Regions from separate parts of the Mus musculus genome. Here region 2 is linked to region 1. The links are chromatin loops, found by intact Hi-C in ENCODE. Cell type or tissue: left cerebral cortex. All regions are shown on one strand.

Region 1 (8,000 bases):
TAATTTAATCCTTTACAGCATACAGATAATTTAAGTGAAGAAACACTGTAAGGTCACCCCAAACCAATCAGACCTAATTTTTGCAGTTGATGGCTGAGAACCTTTGAGGACCAGCCTGTCTTGCAGAATCTGCCAATGACTCTGGCTTTAGCATTCATGTGGCAGGTAAACTGAGGCAGGCAGCTGTTAAGGTTCAGTGCTTAGAGCCACTGACAGGGTGGATCAAGATACCTACAGGGGCTGCTGCTTTTCAAAGGCAGCCAGCGATTAGAGAAATTACTCAGCAGACTTTTTTTTTTCCTGAGGGAACAAAGCTTAATTTACTGGGGCTGCACTCTTTGTGACTAGTGGAAAAACTATGAACTCTTTTAACTCCTTGGAACTGGTGAGAAAGAGAAGGAAAGAGAGAAAATTCATAAACCCCATAAAGTGTGCACATGTGCAAGCATATGCACATGCACACTCACACGTGCACACACACACATACACAAACACTGGATGAAACAAAAGACAGAGTTCAATAACTTCATACACACACATATATACATACATGTATACAGGCCTACAGACAGACATACATAGTCACATGTAGAATGGTTAGAGCAAAGCTCCTACAAGCAGCTCTTAAGTATTCCACACATGCATACATAAATATACACAGTTGATACATGGAAGGCACAATGTTCCAACCTCCATTTGCACAAACTTTGTGTATACATACATAGTTGATGGATGGGAAAGACAACCACACCACACCACACTACACCACACCACACCACACTATACCATACTATACCATACCATATCATACCATACCATACTATATATACTATTACCCTACTTTGATCTTTCTTCTATAGTTTATATGTCCAAGCAAAATCTTTCAAGCAGTACACAATTGCAATGTGATTATAGTTTAGTTTTCTTCTAGTGAATTATTATGAAAAAATAATGTTTTTCAATAACTTTATAAGATATAACATTACATACTACAAGTAAAGAAAACAAATTATTCTGAAAAACCCATATAAATTCATAATTAAGCAACTCGTTGTGGATTAACAAAGTGTAAGCAAGCAAGGGAGTTTTCTCAGCCAGTTTCTCTTACTGGAAGGCAGCATTTTATTGTTTATCTTTAAAAGTAATCTTGTAAGAATCTTAACTTTTACCTAAAAATCAGTCATATCTACCTTAAGTCCTCAAATTGCATATCTATTCATCATCATTTCTCTATGAATCATATCAGGAAGGTGAGGGCAAATATGGGTGTAAGAAATCAATCAGCAGCAGCCCAGCCTCAGTGAGAATCACGTCAGCCAGGGCTGCCATTGTTTTGTTCTCTGAACAACAAAAGTTCCCGAGTTTAACTAATAAGAGTGTGCCTTTTTTAACTTCAGGTTGTATCCTAAGATTTTCTACATCAAAGACAGTAGTAAAAACACCTCAACCTTGGTTCCCTAACTTTATTTTCCCAAACATTTTCTAAGGGTGGTAGTCATTTTTGGTAATCTATGTCTCTAAGTTCTTCTCTAGGGTGGTAATAGAATCATTAAACTGCTCCAGGAGAGATGCCTGAAAGAAACCAAGCATGAGCATGGTGAATGCCAGAAGTACTGTCCAGTGAGTGACTTGAAGCCCCCTTAAAGTTTTCATATAGTCCTTAGATTAAGAGGGATGTGATGGTAGCAAGCAGAGCAGAACTCCATAAGAGCACAGTCCTCCAGGTCATGCTACACTGAGGCACACCCATGTGGTTATGGTAACCCATGGACTGCATTCCATGAGTTCTAAAGCCATTTGTCGTTCTTCATGCATGGCCCTGAGCAAGAATCTTGGTGTCATCACTCGGGAGTCATCCAATGCTGCGGAGACACCCCTGCAGCCCACGCACAGGCAGCTCTCTTCACTGTGCTGCCTCCCATCACAGAATGAGGACAAGAAGCCCATGCCATGGGGTTTGCTTCTGTATAGAAGATAAGTGTCTGGCAGAGCTGCTGTGTCTACCACTGTCTCTTATTGTGCATTTAGACATATGCTATGTTAATCAGTTTATTTCCATCTTTACGAAGTATGGTGGGACGAGGGAGGGGTGGCAGATGGACAGCCCTGCCTCTGTGGATGCTCACAGGAGAAGCACTTCTAGCAACAAGGCATCTGCTTCTCGCAAGACCCTCTAGTGGGTGTTGCCTCTGAAAGCGCTCTCCAGGATTTAAATACAGCAAATCATTCTCTAACTGTAAAAGAGACATACACTTAGGATGTATGTACATCACATCACATCACATCACATCACATCACATCACATCACATCACATCACATCACATCACACATGGCATGCCTCCTGGCTACTGTGTACTACATTCAGTCATACCTTCATTCAGTAGCTACATAGACTGCTTGCTCTGTATTCTCTCTTGAGAGATTGGAATGAACACCCATTCTATTCCACTCGGTCATTTGATATTCTCTGTGTGTCTCTCTCTGTCTCATCCCTCTCCATCTCTTCCCTCTCCATCTCCTTCTTCCTCCATCTCCTCCCCCACCATGTATGTGAACATATGAGTCGTGTGTCTGTTTGTAGACTCACTCTCCCTCAGGCAGTCTTCACACTGGCTATCTTTGTGTCTCCACTTCTGAGTGCTGGGATTATGAACATATGTCACCAATCTCAGCTCGATCATCTGATCATCATAAGCCTTGACCATGGTCTCCAGGTGGAAGTAGAAAAGGCATTCTATAATGACTCTGACTTTCATGTGTCTAATGGTGAGCTGTGTACATGCATGGTTAAATGAGAGGAGCAGAGCAAAATGGATGCTAGCCGTTTTCCGCAGATGCCTCTTAATTGTTTCCTAATCCTATCTTCCAACTCTCACTAGAAGAATCCCTGACACTGAAATTGTGATAATCACTTCATCTTAAGCCTTTTGTAGGAAAAAATATTGTTGCTAGCTACGGAACCTATGATAATATTTCCATGTTGCAGCCAAGTACATCTGCGTACCGTGCCAGCAAGAAGTGAAGAGAGGCTGGGCGGTGGTGGCGCACACCTTTAATCTCAGCACTCGGGAGGCAGAGGTGGGTGGAGTTCGAGGCCAGCCTGGTCTACAAAGTGAGTTCCAGGACAGCCAGGACTCTAAAGAGAAACCCTGTCTCGAAAAACCAAAAAGAAGAAGAAGAAGAAGAAGAAGAGGAGGAGGAGGAGGAGGAGGAGGAGGAGGAGGAGGAGGAGGAGGAGGAAGAGGAGGAAGAGGAGGAAGAGGAGGAGGAGGAGGAGGAGGAGGAAGAGGAGGAAGAGGAGGAAGAGGAGGAAGAGGAGGAAGAGGAGGAAGAGAAGAAAAAAAGGAAGAGGAGGAGGAGGAGGAGGAGGAGGAGAAGAAGAAGAAGAAGAAGAAGAAGAAGAAGAAGAAGAAGAAGAAGAAGAAGAAGAAGAAGAAGAAGAAGAAGAAGAAGAAGAAGAAGTGGTGAAGAGAGGATAGATGCGAAGCTATGCTCCGTAGGAGCAGCCAAGCTGCTCACCTGCTTCTGAGCTGAGGTGCTGAGGGAAGGGCCTCCTGCAGCCTTTCCCAGAGCACTGGGTCTGAAGCATGAAGCTTGCATGGGCCATCTTGACTGCTGGGCTTAGCGATGTGTGGCACGATTTTGGCAGCGTGCTTCCTATTTCTGCTTGCAGACTGTTGGTGTCCTTATTAAGTCAGAACTAGAGATGACGTGTCCCATTCCCACAGGACAGCTGGCAGTTTAGAAGATGGTATTTTTGGAGAGTTACTCACTCTATAATCACTGTACTTGGTGCAAGCTGAGCAGCCCTTGGAGGCATTGACAGAGATGGCCCTTTGTTCCTCCAGGACCCACTTCCTACACTCCTCTGCCTTGCAGCCAGTATTGAGACTCATTCTTGAAATTTCCTTCTTTTTGACAGATTCTTCTTTGTTACACACACACACACACACACACACACACACACACACACACACACCATCCTCCTGGCTCCTAAAAATAGCTCTTCTTTGATGTTGTTCCTTGGCCCCATCTGTGTCCTCTCTAGCCTTTTCTGTCTCATTGTCTCATGCTGTGTTAGAGTTAAATAGATTTATCTGAAGCTCAGTCTCAAATCTTCACTTTTAGCCCATTACCATCTTCTTACATACAAGGCAAGTTGCTTATGTGATAATTTAGGCTTGTATGTTCCCCAAACATAGCCATTTGACATACCTCACATCCACACCCATGAATGCACCCTTTCGTGTCCATCCACCAGAAAAATAAATGGAGTTATCTTGTACTTCTTCATTTTCTTACACTTCAAAACCCAGATTCTGACTTAATGCCCACTGTTGTTGACCCCAGGCGTAGCCTTTTTACCGCATAGTACTTAGGGTGGTATGTGGAACTCTCAAGTTTGAATCCTCTTGTGTTCCATTCTCAGTTGGAGAAGAGAAAGCCCAGTGGCTTTTCACACAGGGATCTTAAGATAGGGAATGGTTGTGTAGTTTTAGAACATGAAAAGGAAAACCCAAAGCAACAAGGAACCAGATGGTAAGGCCGAGGCCCAACCACCTCTTGGTGTCAGGGCACAAATGGGAGAGCCTGGGGGCTCTCTGGTGAAAATTCTTGGATCTGAGGTTTAGACCACTCCAAGAACACGAGGAAGTTATTTATCTTGGTTCCAAATCTAGAGGCTGAAGGAAGAGACAAATCTAGGAGGGAGTTTTGCTCTTCCGTGGAACAGTTGCTGTTGTGTCGATGTCTATAGATATCTACCAAGTGGAAAGAAGAATATGTCAACCCCCTCCCCCATGCAGGGTTTCTAGCCTCCCTTAAGTATATCCTTTTGAAACAATCTAATCTAGTTGAAAAATTAGTTGATTTAGCAGGTTGAATAATTTGATGGTAAACCCTGACCAAATCATCGAAGAGTAGAATTGAGACCCTGGATTTGGGTATAGGAAGCTAAGCTGTATGAATTACACATATGTGTGTTTGAGTTCTCCTTTCCCAACAGTAAGTATTTTACTCCTAGTAAGAACTAATCATGCTCGCAGCAATTGTCTTGCCATCTTTTATAAAATGGGGCCTATCTCCCAATGATTCTGCATGCCATCCATCTCCGAGAGTCATTACTATTAGTTTATCTTTAGTAGGACGAGAACATCATAGATCCCAAAGAACACGTTAAATTTTAAAACTGACCATAGCACACACAAAAGAGAAGTATGGGAAGTAAGGAAAGAATAAGTTGTGCATGGTGCACATGCGTATTTGTGCTGCATTTAAACCTTAGCAGGGATGAGGGTTAGGTCTTGCCTAGTGGTTCTCATTCTGTCTCCTCCTTCCTCGCCAGCATCTCCCTTTGTAAAGACTGGAACTATGTGTTATGTTTTATTTTCCCTTTGTCCTTAGACAGGGTGGTCTAAATTTTAATTCTCAAAGGCTCCAAATATTCTGTCATCTAGGCTTTGTTTCTCACAGTTGCATTAATTTTGATTATTGGACATAGGATTATTTGATTACCCAGACGTTTGGGAAAAGACAGGGAGCAATATCTGCCAATACAATACCAAGAGGTATCCCCACTGAAAAGCTAAGTATATCCAAATCCCCTTTTCTCTGAGATCATTGTACAATAGCCATCCAATTTCTCTCAGTAACTGAGACCAATGTGCCTGCCACCCATATGTTTTTTCCTTCATTGTAACAAGACTCCAAAATGGCAGCAGAGCATCTCAGTTTGTTTTTTTTTTTTTTTCTTAATTTTGGCTCTACTTTCTGGGTACTAAGGTGATCCACTTTGAGAGTAGGGGAGGAGGTATTTCAAGAGCTTCTTTTCATCTCTGCCTTAGTGTTTCTGTCTCCAAATAACAGAAAGATCTGTGATAATGCTGGCAGTGGCTAACTAGATTCACTCTAGTTACCATATTCAGGAACTGCAGAAGTAACCAACTCACACTTTTCTGGAACTACTGTAAAATCAGTTTGGGTCCACATCTGTTTATAACCTTTTTTTTTTTTTTTTTTTTTTTTTTAACCCTGAATCTGGAAGTACTTTTAGTTTCTGAAGCTTTATTAGCACATATTGATTAGCCCAATTAACACATAATGAGCTTCACAACGTACTTGTTCTATATGTTTGTAACCTTACTAACACAGCATTCCCTCCAGTGACCAAGATAATGCTTTGGAACAACAAGCCGACTTCACTTCACAAACAACCATCCTTGGCAGAAGTATATGCATCTCTTGTTCTGTCTCATGATCATCCTATTGGATGGAACCAGACATTCGGGAAAAGACACGGAACAATCTCTACCATGAATGGCACAGAGAAATGCTGAAAGAAACAAGTGCTTTGTACAAAAATGTCCCTGCAGGCTTTGCCTATGGCGGTAAGAATGGTGGCAACGGGGCTCCAGGACTGAAAGGCTGGGAAGCTCAGAGAAAGAGAAGCAGAACCCCAGAATAACTTTAAAAAACAACAACAGTAACAACATACACCTTTAAAAAAATTCATCCTACAAGATGAAAGGATGTTCCCTTTTCTTTCTTTCTTTTTTTCTTACAGTTATAGAACTGAGTTTTGGAAATGTTATGGAAGCAGGAGAGGTGACAGAACTGTAGCTACATCCAGAGCTTCAAGTATTTAGTGTGGTGGTTAGAGCGTTGATTAGCAAGACACCAGACCCTGGGACATGAAGTGAATGTTTATATAGATTCAGACAAGGCTGACTTTCAGCTTTCTAATCTCCATGATCTTTTCCCTGGCAGAAAAATCAGCTCCATTGGCATCTCTACCTCGGTGCTCGAGGACCCAATCCTTGGTACTGGCTCCTTAGAGGGACAAGGGGAACTGGTTCTGGAGGTGTCAGCAGAATCTAAAAGCAGAAACAGTAGCTGCTTCTGGTACAAAGTGGCCCCACTGGGGTACTGCTGTGGAGATGCTGCTGTCTGCTATACACCACAAACAGACGGGAGCTGTGAAGTTTCTATTCACCTGCTCCTACATTCTGAACTTGTGCTTCCCAAATGCCCAGGCTTCTCCTCATCTAGCTGGCAAAGCATTCCTGGTAAAGCAGTTTGGAGATCTGGACCCATAGCATTATGCTGAGTTTGGAGCTGAGAGAAAATATACAAATACCTGACAGCTCAGCCCATCCTTCTTGGCGCTGGTCCCGAAGTCCTGAGACTTCATGCCCTGTGGATATCATCTCTCTACAGGAAGACTGACATATCCTGCCATGCCTTGGAGCAATATCTACCCATATTTTCTAATAGCAACACACTGATTTCTTTTACAGTTGTCATGATTAAAATATGCTTTGACAAAGCAATGCAAGGGAAAAAAAGGGTTCATTTCATCATGGTAGGTGGTCAAGACAGAAGGATCATGAGGCAGTTGGTCTTATTACATCCACATTCAGAAGAAGGGAACAATAAATATAAATACAGGGTGCTCAACTCTCTTTATCCATTCTTATACAGTTCAGGACCCTGTGCCTAGGGAATGGTGCCACCCACATTAGTCAACTTAATCAAGACCACTTCCCAGATAAACAAGTCCAGAAGCTCTTCTTCCATGGGATTTTGGATTCTATCATGCTGACGGTTACTACTAAACATCGCATATAGCTTCACTCTGTCCCAAGGGAAATGGTGTAAGAAGAAAGAATGCTTTCCCTGCTTTCGTCCATCAACAACTTTGTTGGAGAAAACCTTTGAAATTATTTTTACAGAGAGCAACATTCATCCTTGCCTGCCTTGATATATGTCTGGTTGAGTGTGTTCTATTTTCTTTGGTTTTCTGTAACCAGTAGGCACATGTCATCTCAGCCTGCCATCGCATGTGCTTTGGGTCAGATGTAGCCCATGAAACAATTGGAGAAAAATTGATCGAGGGCTTTGATTTAAAAAAATAGTAATTCCCTTGTGTGCTTTAGACAAGCAGTCTGACAAGAAGCCCATCATCCCAACTGCTGCTCATAAGATTTGGGACTTAGGTGGG
Region 2 (8,000 bases), 230 kb after region 1:
CTTACCTGTGGACTCAAAGGCCTGCCTCAAAAATAAATAATGACTCACTACAATGCCAAAGGTTAAAATTGCTATAAAGCATATTTCTCATATTAAAAAAATCTAGTGGAATTTTCTGGAAGGAATCCAAAAGGCTCCTGACAGAACTAGGGCTTTAGATGTCTGTCTCCTTCCATCACACCTCAGTCCCTGCTCCTCTGGTACCAGCAGAGAGCACAACCATAGTACCAGGCCTCTGGCTTGCCTTTGAATCTCTGGGTCAGTCACCATAGGATGTTATCCCGATGACATCATCACTACCTACCACCCAAGAACCAGAGATGACCCCAGCAGCCTGCTTTCCAGAGGGAATCCTGGTAGAATTAGCACAGGGACAAGTGTATGTTGAGATTGAGGTTGCAAATTGGGGGTGCTGGAAGCTAGATTAGCTGCAGGCTCCATATTGATATGAATCAGTACCAACCTCCTCCCCTGCTTCTTCTGCACAGGGATTGGCACCCTATGCTCCTAACAACCTGCCTCTTTGTGCACGCCTCACTTCCCTTCTGTAAATGGGCCATTCTGAAAGTTATTAGGCAGCAGCTTACTTCTAAAAAACTTTCTTACAGCAGGAAAGTCACTGGCTGCACACAGGGCTGTGTCCACAGTGCCATGCCCTTCAGAACTTGGGGAAACATTGACCAGAGACCCCAGGAAGGATGCAGGCCTCTTGGCCCTCAAACTCCTTCTGATGCTCTGATGGCCTCTTGGGCTTCCTGGCTTTAGGAAAGGGGTTGGTATTGTAGGGGGGTTGGTTCCAGGTTGGTATGGGGGGCTTCTTCTCATTCATCCCGTGGTTCGTCAGTTCAATGACTTACTAGTACTTGATAGACTCTGAATTGTCTAGGAACTGATTTCTAGCCAACACTCTGTGATCTAAGGCACTCATCTCATTAAACTTCCAGCAGACAGTGGGGTGAAGACGGCAGTGGCAATGCCCTGTGCATGGAAGGAGGGACACAGGCAGACACTTCACTCTCCACCACTCACTCCTCACCAGTTCATTCACACATTTTGCTCTCTCTCTCTCTCTCTCTCTCTCTCTCTCTCTCTCTCTCTCTCTCTCTCTCTCTCTCTCTTTCTCTCTCTCTTACTACGACTACGACTACGACTACGACTACGACTACGACTACGACTACGACTACGACTACGACTACTACTGGAGGGATTCTGCCTAGCCGGTTGGGAGCAAGGATGCTACTGTCCATCCTTCGGATTTCTGGATGTGCAGAGCAAGGGATTATGGGATTATGCCATCCCAACTGCTGTGGGTGAGACCCCCTACTCCAGGATGGCATATGTGAGGATGTCGCTTTGTGAATACAGACACCACAAGGTAAAGTGTGTGCCTTTGAAAGTCAAATTCTCCTACTCTCAGGAATTGATCCTTCAGTGCACAAAAAGCAGCCATTTTCTCTTATGGCTATTTTTTTCTCCATAAAGCACTTGTTTAAAAAAAAAATTATGTTACACCCCATACAACTGTTTTTGTTGTTGTTTTCTTTTGGTTTTAATCTTTGATTTTAAATGCAGTAAAGGGTTGCCCTAACTTTAAAAATCTAAAAAACTCTGAAATTAAATTTGGGGACACTGACCTGAGGCAAATAACTCAACACTATAAAACTTCTGCAGCAGAAAAGGCCTCTGCCCTCACCAACATTTCAGGTAGACTCTGGATTGTCTAGGAACTAATTTTTTAGCCAACATTGTGTAATCTAAGGCACTCATCTCATTAAACTTCCAACAGACAGTGGGGTAGGGATGGCATCGGTAGGTAATGTCCTGAGCATGGGAGCCTTTTTTTTTTTTCTACTTGAGATATTGGACCAGAAAGTCCTACACAGCAGAAAGCTCAGCCATGTGTGAACATGGCTAAGGATTCCAGGCCAATGGCTGCCTACTGGGGTGCAATAAATGCTTTGATGTAGTTCCCAGGTGTGTTCTTGGAATGTACTATTGACAGTGTTGTGACCAGAAACCTTCCCAGAGGAAGCACTGACCAGGGACAGCTGTAGATCTAGGCTGGGCTGAGAGAGAGCCTTGATGGGAACCGCCTCCTCCAATCCCTTCCCCTCTTCTTTTCCTCCCTCCAACTGTTCTCCCACACCTGATGTCTCCTTGCCTTGACCCATCGCTTCAAAGTTCTCAGCAAGGCACCAGGCTAGTTGCATCACCTACAAGCCATGATTAAGACAGTCAACCCACTTTCAACTTCATTTCTACTTAAATTTGCCACACACAAGCTAGACAGCAGAAGTCCCCAAAACTCAAGAGCAGAAATGCACTGGTGTTCTGAAGAGCAGGAACCCCGGTGGACCCTGGGACTTCCGTACCAGTAGCCTACAGCGAGGCGGGTGCCCAGGCCCAGTGCAAGAGAGTGGTAATCCTTCCCTCTGTCACTGTCATTTTGCCAAAGTAAGGAGGGAGCAGATCATCTGTAATCACCCACCGTGTCACAGGTACTTAGAAATATATCTGAGTGAAGCTTTTCTGTCTATTCCACTGTATCTGGTACTGAGGCTGTGAGTGGAAGTTAATGGCTACTTGTATGTTTCTGTAGCCATTTATATCTCCTGGTTAAAGCTGGGTACACAGGAGGCCGAACTCATGGATTCAGCCTATTAGCATCTCTGTCTCTAGAATGTCAGTACCATACTGTCACTACTATACAGAGCCAATGTTTTCTGTTGTTAGAGAGTCTTTGTAAAGTGAATGAACTGGGTCCCCGAGACTAGCCAGTGTCTGGCTTTGCTGTAGCCTGGGAGCACAGTCACAGCAGGCTTTGGTAACTTTGTCAGGATTTCCCAGGCTGCTTTTCTTTGATCTCTTTAATGTGCTAGATACCATTAGGAGTCTGTGGGCAAAGCAAGAACAGAGACCGCATTTATGCTGCAGACAGCAGACACATGCCTATGATTGACATTTGATATCCCATGATTATTGCGGTCTTACAATAGTCAGAATGAACCTAAGTCCCCATGGATGGATGTTTAAAGTGGGGGAAATGTGCTCCATATACACAACAGGAAACTATGTTTAAATAGTTTAGACATAGGAAGCAGTGGCCCTGTAATTTATAGGAACACAGGTAACCTTGGAGAGATAATCCAGGCATAGCAAAGGAAATACTGCGAGGGCTCACTTAAACATGTGGACTCTGTAAAAAGACATGCTCATCTGGAGAAGCAGGGCAACCAGAGGGTAAGGATCAGAGCACATATGACATGTGAATTAGACAGGAATAATAACTTCAAGAGCTCTGTCATATAACATGGTGACTATACTTACTAAAAATAGGACATGCTGGAAGGCTGGTAAGGGAACAGATTTTAAGTCTCTTTGCCATAAATGGAGATAAAAACTACGGTAGGTCATGAATATGCTAATTAACTTGATTCAGCAGTTCCACAGTATCTACACAGCTCAAAATGTCATATTGCATATCATCATAAACTGATACTATTTTTATTTACCGACCTTAAACATAACAAAAGAGAATATGTATAATAAATACTTCTTAAAAGATGAAAGTAATAGAAGAAAATGGCTTGGTTCAAGAGTCAGTGTCCCCATGAGACTTTGCCGCTAGTAAGATAAAGACACTGCCGTGGTACAAATGAGTCTGTGGACAGATGTCATGCCTTGATCTCAATAAACCTAGAGACAAGAACAGGTTCCTACAACTCACGTAGGAATGACTCTTTGTGACCCTAGAAGACGAGGTAAGGAACAGCAGCCTGCCCCCATGGCTGTGAAGGGCAACGAGGAGCTTGTGATGGCAGTCAACAGATTACCAGCATAGTCAAAGCAGGTCCCTCCATTCTCATGCTCCTTACCTAGTGCTGGCCCATTGGGGGAACCCCTTTTCCTTATTCTAAAGCACCTTGAAAACAATGTTGTTTGCATGTTGCTCTTGAGATAACTGGCCCCCTTTCCATTGCATCATAATGATAAGATGTGAGAAGAGTTGCAGGGGTGTTAAGGGCCCTCCTCTTTCTGGAGCTGGGGAGTTATTATTTCAGATGGAAACAGTTCAGCCACAGAACATCCATTAGTCAGGCTGCCAGCGTGTTGTGGCCACAATATCCATGTGGTAACCATCCCAACTTACTTCTTGTCCGCAGACCCCTCCTCATAAGCTGCATGCATCAGGCCTACACCCTGCTGCAGGCTGCATTCCCATCTCGGTGGGTGTGATGCTCAACCTTGATTATCAGATTGATGTAATTTAGCGTCACTATGGAAACAAACCTCTGGGCACGTCTTGATTGGACTAATTGAGGTAGGAAAACGCATCCTTGGTGTGAAGAGAATCCTAATCCTTCCATGGTGGAGGATGGAGGACATCCCAAGATGGATGAAAAGGAAAAGCTGGCTGAGGACCAACATTTATCACTCCCTGCATCCTGAGTATATAATGTAACTGGATGCCCCATGTTCCTGCCACCACTCTGGCTCCACCAGGATGGACTGCCCCTCCAACTGTGATCCAAGAGAACCCTTCCTTGCTTAAGGATTTTTTTGTCAGAGCATCACCGAAAGCAGCTCACTGCGTGAGTCATATCACTGCACTCCAAGTGAAAGCAAGGTGGCACTCTGCCACTCACACAGGCTCACGAGAGGGGTTGCAGGTGAGAGTGGAGCAGAAGTCTTCCCGTTTGGAGTGTCCTCTTCCAGTCATGCATCCCAGCATGACTTTCTCTTCCCACCCTGCTCCACGCATCCATCCCTACATGCCTCTGTGTTTAATGGATGCTGTCAGAAAGGCTACCAAGCAAATATGTTTAGTGTCTTTGGGAATGGAAGTTATGAGTTAAGGCTTCTGCCAGATTCAATCTTGGTCTGGGCATGATTGGAAAATGTGTGTTGTGGCCATCTGTCTAGAACTGACTGGGTGGAACGCTGAGACTTGCCACATCTGAGACAGGGTGGCAATCACATTTCATGGAAGAAAAATGGCAGTGAGCAAAACATGGGTGCAGACACCCACAAATTGAACTGTTAGGAGCCTTCACTCTCGAATTTGTACAGTAATGGGTTTTCCGCAAGAATGAACAGAATTGCCTTAGTTTTCCCCCTGCACTCTCAGTGTGTGCAAGTCTTCATTTATTTAAATACATGCATATGCCGTGTGTTCTCCACAGCCTCACCCACATTTGCCTTATCTAAACAGAGTCAATTTTTAGATTTTCATTTTCCAAGTTAAAAATCTTATTTTAATTTGGTTTTCTCTTCTTTTGAACTCCACTTGAAATATGATTTTTGCTACCATTTAACACATTTCCATTGATTTTTCTCTTAACTCCTTGTATTGAGTTTCAGAGCGGTGCCACAGGTCACTCAGCACCACCATGTTTTGAAGTAGACACCATGACAATGATAACAACTTTGGTTTCAGGTGCCTCCTCGCTCATAGATCACCAGAAAGCGTTTACATCAATCAATTGGCTCACACTTTACCCAGAGTGCTCTGGGGAGCAGAGCCTTAGGCTAGAATGAATAGTGCTGACACTGTTTGGGAACTGAAAGCCCAGGGTGGCTAGGGTGAAAAATAAAGAGGAATTAAAGCCAGAAGAAATGATAAGCAATCTGCTGCATTCCTGCAGGCTGCAGCTTGGGGGGCGGGGGTGGGAATGAAAGAAGCACAGCTGTCCTCTTAGCAGGGCATTTGTGTGGCACGCATTGAGGGGAATGTGCAAAGGAAAAGACTCCACTAGGTTCCCTTCTTGGAAAGGAGCTATCCTTGCTGTCTGGTAACTATGTGCTCCTGGGAGATTGACACCCCACATGCCAGGCAGGAGCACCCAAGTTTTTTGCAAAGGCTACAGAGACAAAATCCCACTGAGCCTATGACAGTTCACTCAAGCTTGCAAGGCAGACAAGAGGACAGACAGTCCCTGCTGGACTGCACATAGAGGACAACAGAAACCATGCCACCCAAGTCTAGCTTGTTGAAGCAAAGCATGTATTGGGGTTCCTTACGGAAATGAGAAGAATGAGTGGGTCCTCATGGGAGTAAGCGTTGGCTATTACTTATAGAAGCTTGGTAAGGAGTTCGTCACAGCAGCCTGGGTGTGAGGAGTGGGGAGGGGGAAGAGTGTTTCCTCACAGCCCTGGGTGGTGGGCTCCTCACTGCAGTGTGGAGCTTTGCCATCACACACTCACTGTAGTGCTGCTGCAGGTCTCTGTTCTTTGAGCATATGCAGGACTACTGGTAGATTCTATTTCAAGTAACTGCAGTTGGGAAAAGAAAAGGTGCATGTAGTATGTTCGGGTCTGTGTACATCATGATATTGCATAAGCTCTTACCCAAAATGAGGCTCCATCTGTCAAGGAGTTCATGAGAATCCCATCCTCTGTGACTTACACATCTGAAGACTAGAGGAACTGCACACACACACAGGAAGAAAAGAAAGAATGATATAAAGCCAAAGTAAGTATCCAATTTCCAGCCCTTAAATACACACAATGACTCACAATGATTTGACGAATGTCACTCAGCACCAGGCATATGTGGGAGGGCAGAAGCAGCAGTTTGACTACCGGGGAACCAGACATCTCTCTGTGTGCGGTATTCTATTAATTATTTTACTAACATTATGATAAGTACATGTTCCCAAAGCATTTATAATTCAGAAGTTTATTTCAATGTTTCCTTCAGTGTAGATTCTCAAACACTCCCAACTCTTGGAACTTAACTTGGGAACTGTCTGTAGGGGTATGAGACATGTGAGTCTAACTGTGCTGTGAGTCTGTCCCGTTGTCACTTGGATGCACATTATTCTTAGAGGTCTCCCATCTGTACGTCAGTGATTTACTGATGCTTGTCATCCTTCACGGTTTGAAGAAACAATCAAGGACGCTGAGGTGAAACCTCCATTTATAACACTGTCCATACGACCCCTAAGACTGGACCCCTAAGTGAATGATGTGGGTAACCCTAAGTGAATGATGTGGGTTTTCACGAACATATCACCAGCTAGCTGGGGGCACCGATGAAATGACAGAGATAAATGCTCATTCATTGAACATCCTCTAATTCTAAGAAGAGTGTTCATCAAATCGCATTACAGCATGCACACCCACATCCACCAGCTCACCATGCCCTTCTGTGTTATTACAGGGCCTTACACACCCCTCTTTATCCAGCATCTGAGTCTCCCGAGTTTATTAGTGTGCAATAACTAAACCCTTGCCTGTGGGCTCCACAGCGCCATCTAGTTAGTTTCCTGGAAGTTGGCACACCATGAATTCAGTTTGTCTGGGAGAAGATAGTTTTTCTTACTCTCTTGTAATCTTCCCACTGAGTAAGCACAGCTTGAAAGTGGGTTAAGATGCTCAGTTTCTCCCACTTTCTCTTACATTTCTGTCAACAAGACTCCCAATGCATTACCCATATTAGGATGGGGATCAGGGTGGACAGGAAGAGTGAAGATTCACTGTCCCATTGCTTCCACATACTCTGAGCACTGAGCTTGGAAAACCTGTGGTGCCCAGGCCAGGGAGCTATGCCACCAACTGCCCACAGATTAGACCCTCTTAGGAAGGATGCGGGTGAGGAAGGTGAGTGGAGATGTTTGTGGACACACAGAGCCCATCAATTCTCTTCCTGTTCTTTTTCTCCATAAGTGATGATGTGGGAATGGAAGGAGCCACTGATGTGATTTCAGGATAATCTTCTTTCAATGCACTGGGGCCACATTTCCAAGACAGAAATAATCAAATCTTCTGCCCCAGACTCCTGAACAAACCAAAGCAGGAATTACAACAAAATAGAACACTGAGGACTTGATATGTTCTCCACGAGTGTACACTTGTGTGTCCATGTGCATGCAAGTGTGTGTGTGCAAAAAAATTAAAGTCTCAAGCCAAGACTATAGATATCTGTTTCAGAGAGTGGAGAAATCTAACCTGAGTGCCCTAAGAGTTCCCCTAGGAGCCCAACTCAAGATGTGAACCAC

The links. A loop is a pair of places that touch in the nucleus more often than their neighbours do. Peaks named below come from ENCODE experiments on the same cell type or tissue, not always from the same donor. Only the 100,000 strongest peaks of a DNase experiment are listed, where the experiment ranks them.
Region 2: it touches region 1 in a loop (16-fold over the local background); 3 of 42 quality-filtered maps call a loop at or near these places.

The regions. Positions count from the first base shown.
Region 1 is chr17:11,381,742-11,389,741 of GRCm38, forward strand. All of the region lies in intron 4 of Prkn (parkin RBR E3 ubiquitin protein ligase), which reads left to right. Among named protein-coding and RNA genes, the nearest start is that of Gm41526, 250 kb to the left of the region's middle. In left cerebral cortex, no CTCF peak of the experiment used is centred here; DNase peaks (open chromatin) are centred at 2,014 and 3,692; H3K27ac peaks cover 2,501 bases.
Region 2 is chr17:11,614,445-11,622,444 of GRCm38, forward strand. The region is part of intron 6 of Prkn (parkin RBR E3 ubiquitin protein ligase); the gene reads left to right. Among named protein-coding and RNA genes, the nearest start is that of Gm41525, 46 kb to the right of the region's middle. In left cerebral cortex, a CTCF peak has its summit at 7,250; DNase peaks (open chromatin) are centred at 3,273, 4,666, 4,901, 5,434 and 3 more places; H3K27ac peaks cover 3,668 bases.